Regions from separate parts of the Homo sapiens genome. Here all the other regions are linked to region 1. The links are chromatin contacts, found by Hi-C or POLR2A ChIA-PET in ENCODE. All regions are on one chromosome and are shown on one strand. Each heading gives the region's core, a stretch centred on a gene start or an enhancer-like site at or near the end of the contact. The rest is flanking DNA. Distances are from core to core; before and after follow the strand shown. Region 1 has its middle 11 kb from the start of LINC00520. Region 2 overlaps FBXO34 (F-box protein 34). Region 3 overlaps PELI2 (pellino E3 ubiquitin protein ligase family member 2).

The links. Hi-C counts contacts between places; a loop is a spot of excess contacts on that map. ChIA-PET counts read pairs that join two places held with the same protein, here RNA polymerase II (POLR2A). Pooled maps may share reads with other maps.
Region 2: a map of natural killer cell shows a loop between it and region 1 (6-fold over the local background). The contact joins two enhancer-like sites. A Hi-C loop is called at or near these places in 1 of 168 maps with a recorded cell type or tissue (natural killer cell) and 4 of 50 pooled maps. POLR2A ChIA-PET finds 5 or more read pairs at or near these places in 1 of 52 experiments (activated T-cell).
Region 3: a loop to region 1 is called in a map with no recorded cell type, with 7 times the contacts of the local background. The contact joins two enhancer-like sites. A Hi-C loop is called at or near these places in 8 of 37 single-sample maps with no recorded cell type and 3 of 50 pooled maps.

The regions. Positions count from the first base shown.
Region 1 is chr14:55,805,365-55,809,917 of GRCh38, forward strand. No RefSeq gene overlaps it. Among named protein-coding and RNA genes, the nearest start is that of LINC00520, 11 kb to the left of the region's middle. Within about 2 kb of position 1,892, at least 17 of the 41 ENCODE cell types and tissues checked have a DNase peak (open chromatin) inside an H3K27ac peak, as active enhancers do; they include natural killer cell, where a contact is called at or near this core.
Region 2 is chr14:55,333,894-55,338,446 of GRCh38, forward strand. All of the region lies in intron 1 of FBXO34 (F-box protein 34), which reads left to right. Among named protein-coding and RNA genes, the nearest start is that of FBXO34-AS1, 64 kb to the left of the region's middle. Within about 2 kb of position 2,463, at least 5 of the 41 ENCODE cell types and tissues checked have a DNase peak (open chromatin) inside an H3K27ac peak, as active enhancers do; they include natural killer cell, where a contact is called at or near this core.
Region 3 is chr14:56,193,463-56,198,015 of GRCh38, forward strand. The region is part of intron 2 of PELI2 (pellino E3 ubiquitin protein ligase family member 2); the gene reads left to right. Among named protein-coding and RNA genes, the nearest start is that of PELI2, 77 kb to the left of the region's middle. Within about 2 kb of position 2,354, at least 8 of the 41 ENCODE cell types and tissues checked have a DNase peak (open chromatin) inside an H3K27ac peak, as active enhancers do.

The DNA.
Region 1 (4,553 bases), core at 642-3,141:
CAACTGACCTTCCTCCTCTTCCTGTCATAGCTGAGGTTGAATCATGTGACTTATCGGACATCTTTGTCTGCCCTACTTTTAGGTGACACAGCTAGGAAGAACAGTCACTCGTCCCCAGCCCAGCTGGAGGGCTGAGCCACGTGTCTATAGAGTATCAGTGACCTTCAGCCCCTGCTGCTTGTAACAAGTGTAGGGCCAGGTTCAGTTGTGTGGTATTGGCAGGGAAGGGGGAGAAGGAAAAGGGGGAAAGAAATAACCCTTTTGAAAGGAGTAGTCCTTATTTGAGAAATAGGAGGCATTCATTTTTGGTGCATTTCTTTCTTCCACACTTCCCTGTGGTGCCTTCAAAGGCCTGGCCTTGCCCGTGCTCTGGGCTCCTCTCCACTCCTTCAGGACCAGCTAAGCTGGAAACTAGTGAGCACTGGGAGGTGACCAAGTGCAAATGGGTTAACATGTTGCTAATGATAATAGCTAATACTTGTTGAGCGCTCACTTTGTATAGGCACTCTGCTAAGGACGGCACAAGAATTACTTTGTCTAATTATCTCAACAATCCCAGGAATTAGGCACTATAATTAGTTCTATTTTTAAGATAAGAAGCTGAGACACAAATGTTAACTTTCCCAAGATCACACTAGTAAGGAGTCGGGCCAGTATGTTTTTAACAAATGTTAATTCGGTACCTTCTATGTGGTATGAACCCCAAATATCAGAGAGAGGTCTCAGTTAATTTAGGAAGTTTATTTTGCCAAAGGACGCATGCCCATGACACAGCCTCAGGAGGTCCTAATGACATGTGCTCAAGGTGGTTGGGGCACAGCTTGGTTTTATACATTTTAGGGAGATGTAAGACATCAATCGATATATGTAAGAAGTACATTGGTTCTGTCCAGAAAGGTGAGACAACTCAAAGCGGGGAGGGGGCTTCCAGGACATAGGTAGGTAAGAGACAAATGGTTGCATTCTTTTGAGGTTCTGATTAGCCTCTTGAAAGGAGGCAGTCAGATTTGCATTTATCTTGGTGAGAAGAGGAATGACTTTGAGTTCTGTCTGTCCTTTGTACACAAGGAAATTCCTTGTGAGGAAGGTATGTAGGTTTTTTTAAAAAATTATTTTATTTTGTTTTATTTTATTATTATTTTTTAATTTAGTAGCTTTTTCAGGAACAGAATGTGAGGTAGGTTTGCCCTAAGCAGTTCCCAGCTTGACTTTTCCCTTTGGCTTAGTGGTTTTGGAATCCCAAGATTTATTGTCCTTTCACAGTGCAAGGCATTTATTCTAGGTGAACAAGACAGGCTCCCCCTCTAGCAGGTAAGGTCAGGTAAAAATCCAAGAGGCAAACCTAGGAGCAAACTCTAAGATTGTGATTAGTACCATGCAGATAATTAAAGGACTGAAGTGCTGGAGCTGCTCAGTGGCCCTTTTCACCTAGGGGATCAGAGAAGGAAGGCTTTTTAGGAAAGGTGACATTGACACTGCAGTCTTAGGTCAAGAAGCCAGCCTCTGAAGATGCTGGGGAAGAGAATTTCTGCAAACAGTTGCTGCAGACAACATAGCTGAGGCAAGGACAGAAAGGAGAGGGAGAGACTCCATGAGAAGAGGGAAGGGAGACGGGGCCCTTCCAGTGACTCCCATGTCACATTTTTCATGTGCCTTTCAAAACTGAAAGGGGCCCTGAGGCTCTCCTGTAGAAATTAGGACAGGCGGGTAGGTCTTGTGGTTAACAATGTGACGAGGACCAGGGCTCCCAGGGTGGGACCTGGTTCACACCCAGCCTGCTCCTGGGCTTGGCACTCTGAGCTCATCTGGGAGGCCAGGCTGTGCTTCAGCGTAGGAGTTACCCAGAGGTGTGGTCAGAGGGCTTTGTATCAGGCCCACGTTATCTCCACTCTTGGCAGGACAAGGTCTGCACAGCCGTCTCTGGGCTTGGTGCCAGCATCTCTCATTGAAAAACAGTGGCACTGATTGTAATGATGTTTTGCAAAGGAAACAAGAGAGAGAACGTGACGTGGGCTGAGATGATAGCTCACCACATTTCAGGCCCGGGCGAGTTCCGGTAGCAAAGGTTCGAACTCCTCCCTGAGAGTGTTTCCAGGAAACCCCAGGGTGTGAAACTATAGTGCCAGATGTTCTAGTAAAACGAAAACTTCCCAGAACAAATAATAACAATAACAGAAGGGTAAATTAGTCTCGTAGATATGAGAGAGAGTGAGCGAGCTCCAACACTGTAACTAGCAGGCACCTGAGTGGTTCTGGACAAATTCCATATGCCACATGTCTTGTTTCCTTCTATCCTCTAACCCTTCTCCTCTCTGTGATTTATGGGACCAGCCCGTCTGAACTGCTGAGAAAGCGATCTCAAAGAGGCAAGCAGCTGGCAAAAGGGGATGTGCAGCCTCCCACAAACAACACATTTCACACATTAAAAAAGACACTCCTGATGGCATGTGTAGACCACATGGTCAAGGCAAAGCTCGCCATCTAGGTCCTGAGCTATAGCTCTGTGCTATGGAAGGTGGCGTATGTGGCACACTATGCCAGCAATATCCCAAGGTGCTTGAATGGAACAGCTCTCCCAAACAGACAGAGTTGTGTGAGTTGCTTTGCAGAACAAATGCCTGAGAAAAGGGGGATACATGTGAGGGCTGAGGACTGTGAAGAGCTGTTAAGCAAACATCATCTACGTTAGGTGCTTTAAAAGTAGGTCAGGAAATTTTCATGTTCATGCCAATTCCACTGTAAACCTGGATTTCCTTAATGCCTAAGTCTTAAGATGTTCTGATAAAATCATTGCAATCTGGGCAAAGGTGAGGGTTTCACTGGGATGGACTCTCCTAGTTTCCTTGTGTTTGGTGATGGGAAGAACAATGAATGTGTCACAGATGTGCATGGGATCAAGTAGGGACTCTGTGCACAATGGTGTGTGTTGTTCCCTGCACAAAGATGTTTGGCCAAGGGGATGAAAGTGGGACTGAAACCCCTAGCCAGCATCCTTGGCAAAGTTATTTTCTCTGGTATGGGTCTGTCAGTCCAAGGAAGGGACACATTTTAAAAATTGGTTCTTCTAGCAGGATACTGTTTCTAATTCCCACAAAGATGATATTTTATGAATTCTTTTCATGAAGAAAAATACTTTCCATACCACTTTTCTATGATATGAATCTCTTCCTTCACTCCCCACCAGTTTTTTTTTTTAATTATTATACTTTAAGTTCTAGGGTACATGTGCACAATGTAAAGGTTTGTTACATATGTATGCATGTGCCATGTTGGTGTGTTGCACCCATTAACTTGTCATTTACATTAGGAATGTCTCCTAATGCTATCCCTCCCCCCTCCCCCCACTCCACAACAGGCCCCAGTGTGTGATGTTCCCCACCCTGTGTCCAAGTGTTTTCATTGTTCAATTCCCACCTGTGACTGAGAACATGTGGTGTTTGGTTTTCTATCCTTGTGATAGTTTGCTCAGAATGATGGTTTCCAGCTTCACCTATGTCCCTACAAAGGACATGAACTCATCCTTTTTTATGGCTGCATAGTATTCCATGGTGTATATGTGCCACATTTTCTTAATCCAGCCTATCATTGTTGGACATTTGGGTTGGTTCCAAGTCTTTGCTATTGTGAATAGTGCTGCAATAAACATACGTGTTCATGTGTCTTTATAGCAGCATGATTTATAATTCTTTGGGTATACACCCAGTAATGGGATGACTGGGTCAAATGGTATTTCTAGTTCTAGATCCTTGAGGAATTGCCACACTGTCTTCCACAATGGTTGAATTAGTTTACAGTCCCACCAACAGTGTAAAAGTGTTCCTATTTCTCCACATCCTCTCCAGCACCTGTTGTTTCCTGACTTTTTAATGATTGCCATTCTAACTGGTGTGAGATAGTATCTCATTGTGGTTTTGATTTGCATTTCTCTGATGACCAGTGATGATAAGCATTTTTTCATGTGTCTGTTGGCTGCATAAATGTCTTCTTTTGAGAAGTATCTGTCCATATCCTTCGCCCACTTTTTGATGGGGTTGTTTGATTTTTTCTTGTAAATTTGTTTAAGTTCTTTGTAGATTCTGGATATTAGCCCTTTGTCAGATGGATAGATTGTAAAAATTTTCTCCCATTCTGTAGGTTGCCTGTTCACTCTGATGGTAGTTTCTTTTGCTGTGCAGAAGCTCTTTAGTTTAATTAGGTCCCATTTGTTAATTTTGGCTTTTGTTGACATTGCCTTTGGTGTTTTAGTCATGAAGTCTTTGCCCATGCCTATGTCCTGAATGGTATTGCCTAGGTTTTCTTCTAGGGTTTTTATGGTTTTAGGTCTAACATTTAAGTCTTTAATCCATCTTGAATTAATTTTTGTATAAGGTGTAAGGAAGGGATCCAGTTTCAGCTTTCTACATACGGCTAGACAGTTTTCCCAGCACCGTTTATTAAATAGGGAATCCTTTCCCCATTGCTTGTTTTTGTTAGGTTCATCAAAGATCAGATGGTTGTAGACGTGTGGTGTTATTTCTGAGGGCTCTGTTCTGTTCCATTGGTCTATATCTCTG
Region 2 (4,553 bases), core at 1,213-3,712, 470 kb before region 1:
TCATAGCTGAATGCCTGCGTGTCTAGATTGTTCCGTCCTGGAGGTTATTAACAACATGAAAGTTGTTTTTATTCTAGTTAAACTGATAGTATTAAGTTAAATAACTTTATTGTGGAAGTGTTTGTTTACACATGGCTGCTGAGTAGAATTTTCCTTAAAATCTGATTACATAGGAATGTTTTAGTAAATAGAGTGCTGGAAAAAAGCTGCTACACAAGCCAGAGCCTGTTGTGCTTTGCAGAACAGTAACCAAGATGAAGAGTGGCCTCTTTTTCTCCACCTTTTCCACCGCTCATCTCAGAGAAAGCAGGGCGCTAATCAGGTGGAGCTGCTTAATTGCATTAAGTTCATGGGCTGCTCAAGGGTTGATTAGTCAGACTCATAAACTTCCAGTTATGAGATGCTTGCTGACTGGCTGGTTTAAGTCCTTAGGGTTTGATGCACATTCACTCTAATGAGTACTTACATGTACAGGGCACTGTGCTGTGTGCCCTGTGATGGACACAGAAAAGAATAAGATTACTTCTATCTTGAAGACAGGGTAGAACCTGGGAAGTGTCCCAGGGTAGAAACTGGGAAGGCACAGTTCTGGGAATTCAACGGAGGCATGTAGTTAGTAGCCATTGGGTAATATTGATGGGGTGGGGGTGGGGCAGTAGATGTGATCTGGGCAACGAGGAGCCAGTTGGAGAAGTGGTTTCAGTAGTTGCAGTGGGTAAAGCATGATAAAGATGCTCACAAAGCAGAGAGGAAAAGTAAAATTGACAGGATCAGGCCACTGTGAACATGAAGGGCAAGTTAGAGGAACTCAGGCGGAAGCTCTTCATCAGGAGCCCTGGAGCTTTCCCCAAAATCCTACCAAAATCACTTATGTATGTGCTTTGGTATTTTTGGGTGGCAGAGAACTTAGACCTTTTCTCACATGTTCGGAAGGGTCCAGCATCCAAAAAAGATTGACCACTGCTGCGCTGAGTTTTCATCCATTGGTGACAAGATGGTCAGACTTCTAGAGAAATAAGGTAGTTTTGTGGTAGAACAAACTCTTCCTTGTGGGAGGTATAGTGGGATTTGGGGAATAGGGTTTATGAAATGGTCCCCAGAGTGGGATGGCTTGCCTTTTCAAACTGGGTTTCCCACCCAGCAAGTTAAGTTGACCCATTGCAGTGGATTGAGTGGAGGGCAGGTGAAGGGCAGGTGTTTTCAAGTCAAAGGAGTTCAGGTGAAGGGCAGGTGCTTTTAGTCAAAGGAGTTCCTTAGCATTATTTCCTCCTTTATTTGGAGATCAGATTGAAGATGTAGGGGACTAGAATGCAGTTGTAGTTTGTGGTGTTTACTTTTTATGGAAAAGTGCCTCTTATGTGAAAAGTCTTCTGTGCTTGATCCTGGGGGTAGGGGGGTTATAAAAATGTCATACCTGGGATCCTGCCCTTAAGGAGTTGATGGTAGGTAATGCTTTCCTTTGGCTTTTTGTTCATCTTGAGTCTGTGTATGTTCAGTTATCTTCAGCCATTTCCTGGGCAATGGGAAACATTTCTGTTAAAACAAACTTCTGACTTTGATCTGTGACTTATATTTCTTTTTAGATAATGAAGAACCACTGGGATTAGAGGGTGTATAAAATACAATAATAAGTATAGTGTATGTAGGAACCTCTGTACAACCAATTTGGTGACTTTTAGGCAACTCATTTGACTATTTGACTGTTTGTTACATGAGTGTGCATTTGGCTTTGTTTAAAATTCCTCTATAAAGCACATTTTAAAAAATGACCCAGTACTTAGTATATAAGATGAACTGCCATTTGTATAATTGATCATTTAAAAATGCTTATTATACTTTTAATCAATCAGTTTCCATGTTTATGAAATGGGAATAATTATTATATCTAGCTCATAGAATTGTCCTGAAGATGAAATTTATATCCATATATACATAATGAAGCTCTTTAGAGCAATGTATAACTACATGCCAACTGTTCAAAAAATATTAATGGCTACATCACTATTAATATTTTAAAATTAGTACTGTCATTTTCCCTTCCTACATGACTGAATGTAGGAGGTGACTATTTTTGTTATAAAAGGATTTCCAATGAGATACCTTTGAATGGTAAAATTTCCTATGCATTTATTTAAATGTTTATATATATATGTCTTTAAAGTATGAAAGTTAAGTGCACTTATACAAGGCAGATTCAGGTACTAATTAAACTGCTCATTTAGATTACAGAATGAGGGACTGAAAATTATATGTATTTAATTAGGAATTGGATTGATTGGTCTTGACTGCTGTTGTCTTTCAGTTCTTTTTTATTGTTATACTTCCCATGTGTTTGTCTCCTTTTCTTTTTATCTTTTAAAAATTGCTTTCTGATTTATTTCCTGTTCAGTTTTCAGTAATGGGTGTAGAATAGGGCAAGAACTTATGTTGGTGCCCGTTGTTTGAACCAGGAAGGAGCAACTGCATCAGACAGCCTGGGGCTCAGTTGGGAGGGACTTCAGATCAGTCCCTGCAGAGCTGCCTGGCCCAGGGAACCACTGAATTCCAGTTTCCTAACTCCAAATCGGACAGTTTGTGGGTCTACACTGTATGTACATAATGAACATTTTAAGGCTCATTCATCCAGTGTTTTCCACATGCTCCCATTTGTTTAGTTCTCCTTTTTAAAAACCAATAATTATGGAAAAATTTAGCTATGTACAGAAATAGTAGTGAGAAACCCCCCACTTAGCCATCATGCAGCTTCAGCAGTTGATCATCTCATAGCCAGTCTTGTTTGCTCAATACTCCCAACCATTTCTTTTCTCCCATTTTATTTTGCAGGAAATCCCAGACATTATATCATTTAATCTAAAAGTATTTCAGGATGTATCTGTAAGAGATGAGGACTCAAAAATGCATACACACATTTTGAGAACTTCCCAGAAATGTAAAAAAAAAAAATGCTATACACATATAGAATATATACATGCACGCACACACACACACACACACACACACATATATACTATTTTATGGTCTGTCTGACTCAGAATCCTATGTGGTGTGTTTGGTTGGTAGGTCTCTTCACTCTTTTTTTTATTTTATTTTTTTTTTTTTTTTGAGACAGTCTCACTCTGTCGCCCAGGCTAGAGTGCAATGACACTATCTTGGCTCACTGCAACCTCCACCTCCTGGACTCGAGATCCTCTTGCCTTAGCCTCCTGAGTAGCTGGGACCACAGATGTCCACCACTGTGCCTGGCTAATTTTTGTATTTTTAGTAGAGACAGGGTCTCACCATGTTGCCCAGGCTGGTCTCTAACTCCTGAACTCAAGGGATTCACTCACCTTAGCCTCCCAAAGTGCTGGGATTACAGGCATGAGCCACTGCACCTGGTCCATGCTTATGGTTATATTTTAATGCTATTTTCTTCTATTCTCTAGCATTTCTCATTCTATGGAACAATTTTTTGTAAATAAATCCGTTATAAATTGACACCACAACAGTATATCTGTGCATGTTCTCTTCCATGTGTTCTGTATAGTTGTACCAGCCTTACTCTTTGATAATGTCATCGTCCTCAGGCCTCCGCTCAAGACTATCATATTCAATTTTTGAAGTCTCTTTTTGCCAAAAATAAAACTTGAATGTTTCTAATGATGGCTGCTTTTATTGCTAAGTTGATTTCAATACATTAGAAAATTACAGATTTGGAAATGAAAAGACTAAGGAATTGATGCATCTCTCTCAAATGTGCCTTGAGGGCAGAAATTCCTCAGTTTTGTTCATGCTGAAGCCGCAGGCTAGCACAATATCCGACACTTAGAGGGAAGTTAAATATTTGATAAACAAATGAATTTAATTTTAAGTAAGGTGTCAAACTTGAGGCATCCAGAATTGAACCTGAAGCCACAGTTCTGCCTCCTTTCACAGTCACACATCTTATACTCCACTTACCACTTGAAGATAAGCTTGCTGAGGAGTACCCTGCCATGGGCCCTTCAGAATCTCCTTTCCTCATTGCATAGTGTAGTGGTAAGAGCGTAGGCTTTGACTCCTGACCGCACACATATTGAGCTCTATGATATGCTTCCTGTGCGAACTTAGCAAGTTTCTTAACTTGCCTCTGATTCAGTTTCTCCATCTACAATTGGAGATAAGAGTATGTACTTCTTTTTTTTTTTTTTTTTTTGAGATGGAGTCTCGCTCTGTCGCCCAGGCTGGAGTGCAGTGGCACGATCTCAGCTCACTGCAACCTCTGCCTCCCGGATTCAAGCAATTCTCCTGCCTCAGTCTCCTGGGTAGCTGGGACTACAGGCACGTGCCACCACACCCAGCTAATTTTTTGTATTTTTAGTAGAGACGGGGTTTCACTGTGTTAGCCAGGATGGTCTCGATCTCCTGACCCCATGATCTGCCCGCCTCGGCCTCCCAAAGTGTTAGGATTACAGGCATGAGCCACTGCGGCCAGCGAGTATGGACTTCTTTTATGGGTATTGTGACCTTGATCTTTGTAAGTTCCTTAAGCCATCTCTGATTCAGTTTCTTCATCTACAGTTGTAGATAAGAGT
Region 3 (4,553 bases), core at 1,104-3,603, 390 kb after region 1:
AAGGAATAGCAGAGATTGGACAGAAGGGAAATATTGTTTCCTAAAACCTGACAATGGGAAAGGAAAAAGAGAAGAAGCTGCAAGCAAATACTTAGTCATACATACCAAAATAGACTTGAAATAATTTAAATCAGCCAAATACCTCCACTAGTGATACATGCAACTGAATTACATTGACCAGTTTATAGGTTTAAAAAATCCATATGAGTTAATCTCAAATATGTTAATGACCAATATTTTAAAATTTTATCAAGTTTCTGACTTTTAAAACACGCTTCTGATAAAGAATTGGAATTTTTAATGTAGAAAAAATGTTTTAAGTTAATGTGAGATTTTTAAAGGGAAGTCAGCCTCCTTTTTTGCCAAAATAAAGGAGTATATAATTTGCCCCAGTTATGATGCCATTTTCCTAGAATGTTAGGAAGATTCTGATTCCTCCTGTTCACTTTTCCCAATGTGAAAACTGAGACCTAGAGTTACAGGACCTTTCTAGGATTGCTTAGCTAGCTTGAGCCTTGAGCTCTTGTTAATTTTTTCATTGTTGGGGGGTCTTAATTTGGCTTAAGAAGTTGATACAAGTCTTTTACAACGTTGTTCTTTTTTTAAATCTAGTAATTGTTTCTGAACTTTATGGACTTGTACGTCGTAGGAAGCACTGATAAAAATGCAGCTGAGTGTCAGATGCTTTTATTACCTGGAAGCTGGGGCCCTGACTATGAATACACAGTTTACTTCCCACTCGGGCAGCAAGTTTCCTGGCATGTGTCTGCCTCTCTCCCTGCAGGCTCAGGTGCCCCTGTTCCTGTCGTCAGCATCCGGCCCTGCACTGCTGTTGCCCTCTGAATCTCCTCTGTCTTTCCTGTCTTTGGCTGTGGTCTCTTCACTACCTACCCTGTCCAATCTAAGTGAGAAAGCTGCATCACGCTTAAGGTTTTCTTTCCTTAATACCAGGCCCCACTGCCCCAGTGAGTGCCCAGATCCTGCAGAATCTGCTTCTTCACCAGTCGCCATCCCTAGCATGGACATTTGCAGTGGACATTTGTGAATGGACTGATGGATGAGCCACTGATAGTGTTCCCTTCACTGCAGGCCTTAGTATATTCATGCCTGTTAGATGTGACACTTAAGTGCTAAATATACTTTGAAGGTAATGTGGAACCCTCTCTCCATCACATGAAGCATGTCTGCTCAGGGGCATCCCTTCACCCCGCTGAAAAGCTTGAATAATTCTCCATGGTAACTGGATAAGGCAGCCCTGGATAAGGCAGCCCCACGTCCAGAGACTGGCACATGAAGTCTTTCACAGAATGCCCCCCGCCCCGCCCATACCCTTCTAGCCTCCTTTCCACCAGTGCCCATTCCTCTGCCTCAAAATTCAGTCAATGGAGAATTGTAAAAGATTAGTACATTTAGGATCTTGTCTTTTATGTAAGTGAAAATAAGGACCGAGTGTTGATGCTTTGGATTCAAGAGCCAGCTGTGCAAAATTAAAGTATCCTATTATTCACTGTGTGTAATGATGACCCTAATGAATGTGGGATAATTCACTTCCCATTGATGAGAATTCAGTCTAAAACTGTAAACTAGATGCTCATTAATTTAATGCTTTTCCTTGACACATGTTTTGTTTCTACAGCTGTTAGTGAAATGTTTTTAGGCATCTGTGCAGGTGGAAGGATGCATGCAAGCTAAATAAGTCTAGAGGACGAAGAGAATCTCTTTGGTATTCCTTATAACCATCCTTCTAAAAGGGGATCCCCAACCCCCTTCAAAAGCATGCTTCTGGAAGTCTCTTGTGGCTCAGTCTCTACCCTGTTTACTTGTCATATTGTGTCTTTATGTCTGCTTCTCACCATTTTGCCATTCTCATTTTCTAGTAGGGACGTGGGCATGGAGAGACAAAACACCGGAACTGCCAGGAGAGAGCAGAGCTTCCCCTTCCTGTGAGCAGCCCTGGGTGGTCCTACCCCCTCCCCTCACAGCTGGTTTGAGGCTGAAGCAGCTTTCCACTGCATCTGTCCACCGAGGCAGTTCTGAAGCTAGTTGGGCCTTTTAATGGCCGTAAAACAGAATTGCTGTGTGGAAGGCCTTTCAGCAATTTAGCTAAAGGCTTTAGAGGCAGTGGAGATCTTTTCACTTACGAATAGTGGCACTAATGAAACAGGTGGGGATACCTTTCCTCTAAATGCTGCCATTCTCTGTGTTCAAACACTGCAAACCCCTCATCCGGAGAAACTTTCCCACCTTGGCTGTGTTAGTCCATATTAAACCGTTTGTTAAGTTTGGGAGCGGTTCTACAGAGATCTTCTGGTTGTTTAAATGTGAATCAGATGTCAAAAAGCCTAATCTGCCCAGCTGGCAGTTTGGGCCCCAGTCTCAGAGGCTGCACATGTGCGCAAGCCGTGATTGGCAGGTGTGGTTTCAGGCAGCATGTGACAGTGCTCCGGACAGGAGAGCATGGCCTCTGCAAGTGTATTCCCAGCTGGCAGGATGTGGCTTTTATTTAACTGCAAAATGTCAGTTTATCATTACTGGGCGTGGGTAGAGAAGGAGGGACTCTGTACAATTAAGTGTTTACTCAGCAGGTGACTACAATAAGTACAGAAATGGTTAAAATGTTATGACTGTGATTTTTAAGTACAATTTCTAGGATTGTGGAGGTTACATTGTATAAATAGGATTAATACCAAATGAATTTAAAGGCTACAGAGAAGAGATTCCCTAGGAGTAACTCCCCACCCCTCCTTAAAATAACGATGTCTGTTTCTTTCCAAAGCATGTTTTCGTTTTGTTTTTGTTTTGAGGGGTTTTTCGGTGAAATTGTGAACCCTGAAACTAGTGTGTCTGGCATTTATTTCTGGAGAAGGCCCTTCTAAGTCTGTGTTTACTAAGCAATTTGAGCCACAGAAAACTTTTAGTCTCTGATAATTTGATATCTGGTGATGAGACAGTAATTACATCACTATTTCTAGGTTGGTAATCTTTGCTTTGGAAAATGTGTAATCCTCTGCTTCAGACATACTCAGTGTGGATCCATCACAGATGTGGCTGAAAGAAAAAAATCTGCAACCTCTTGCTTTTGTACATTCTTTTCTCTTGCCAAAGCTGTCTTGCCCTCTGCACTGTGATTGTATTATACTGCCCATTTGAAAAATGGCCGATAGGATCATTTTAAAATCATAATCTTTAAAAAATATTTTTACTTTAGGAACGTTTGTCTTAATTTTTGCCGATATGGTGTGTTAAGATTAGAATCTGTTAATTTCCTGACATTTATTAACTACGTGATATTTAAATTCCTTGCCTATTTTTGAATTGTATTGTTTGACTTCTGTTTTTTAATTTGTAGAATCTGTTATATGTGTTGCATATATTTTGTTTATCTTTTAACTTTGTTCATGGTGTCTCATCTCATACTTGAGTTGGGTATAATCAAATCTGGAATTTTCTCACTTAAGCTTTATAAGTTTCTTGTTTTGCATAAGAAGTGCTTATCTATCTCAAGGTTTATGTAACATATTTTTTCAGATACTTTAAGTATTTTATTCTAGGTGTTTAGATTTTTCTTGCATTAGAATTTTTTGTTTATTTAATTAATATTAATTGAGCATCTGCTGTGTGCCAGGCCCTGGGCTCTGCATGGGATGAGTTAAGACAAACATGGTCCCTGCACAAATGGAGGTTGTAGGGTCAGAGGCAGGCAATAAATAAGAAATCAAACAAATAAATATATAATATTCATTGGTGCTCAGCACTGTCAAGGAAACAAACAGTGGAGAATACTGTGAGGGCCAGGGACACATATTTAAGTTTTGATGAGTTATGAAGGCATACATAGAGTTTAGTCTTGCAAACAGAGAGGGGCAGAAGTGTAACTGTCAGCATATTCTAAGACTCTGAGGCAGGCTTGAGGGCTGGTTAGTGGGGAGTTGGAGCTTGGGATGAGATGAGGGTACAGTCAAGTCTTGTTCATGGGCCTTGGCTTTAATCTGGTTGCAATAGGAAGCTGTTGGGTGTTTGGGGAGACATTTATGCATGAAGCGGGTGTTCTGGCTTTGATATGGAAGGAAAGGATGGAAGCACAGAGACCAGTTAGAGCCTGTTGCATTGGCTTAGACCAGAAATGAAGTGGCTTAGACTAGTGTAATGGTTAATTGTATGTGTTAACTTGGCTGGGCCATTGTGCCTAGATTTGTGGTCAGGTGTTATTCTCAATGTTTCTGTGAAGGTGTTTTTGGATGAGATTAACATTTAAATCTCTAGACTTTGAGTAAAGCACATCAGGTAAAAGCTTGCATAGAACGAAAAGATTAACCCAATCCAAGCAAGAGGGAATTATCAGCAGATGGCCTTCAGACTTGAACTGCAGTCTTGGTTCTTTCTGGGGTCTCCGGCCTGCCTGTGCACACACACACACATGCAGACACACACACCAGGAATGGTGACTGGTGAAGACACACACACACACACACACACACACACACACCAGGGATCATGACTGGTGAAGACACACACACACACACACACACACACACACACACACACACACACCC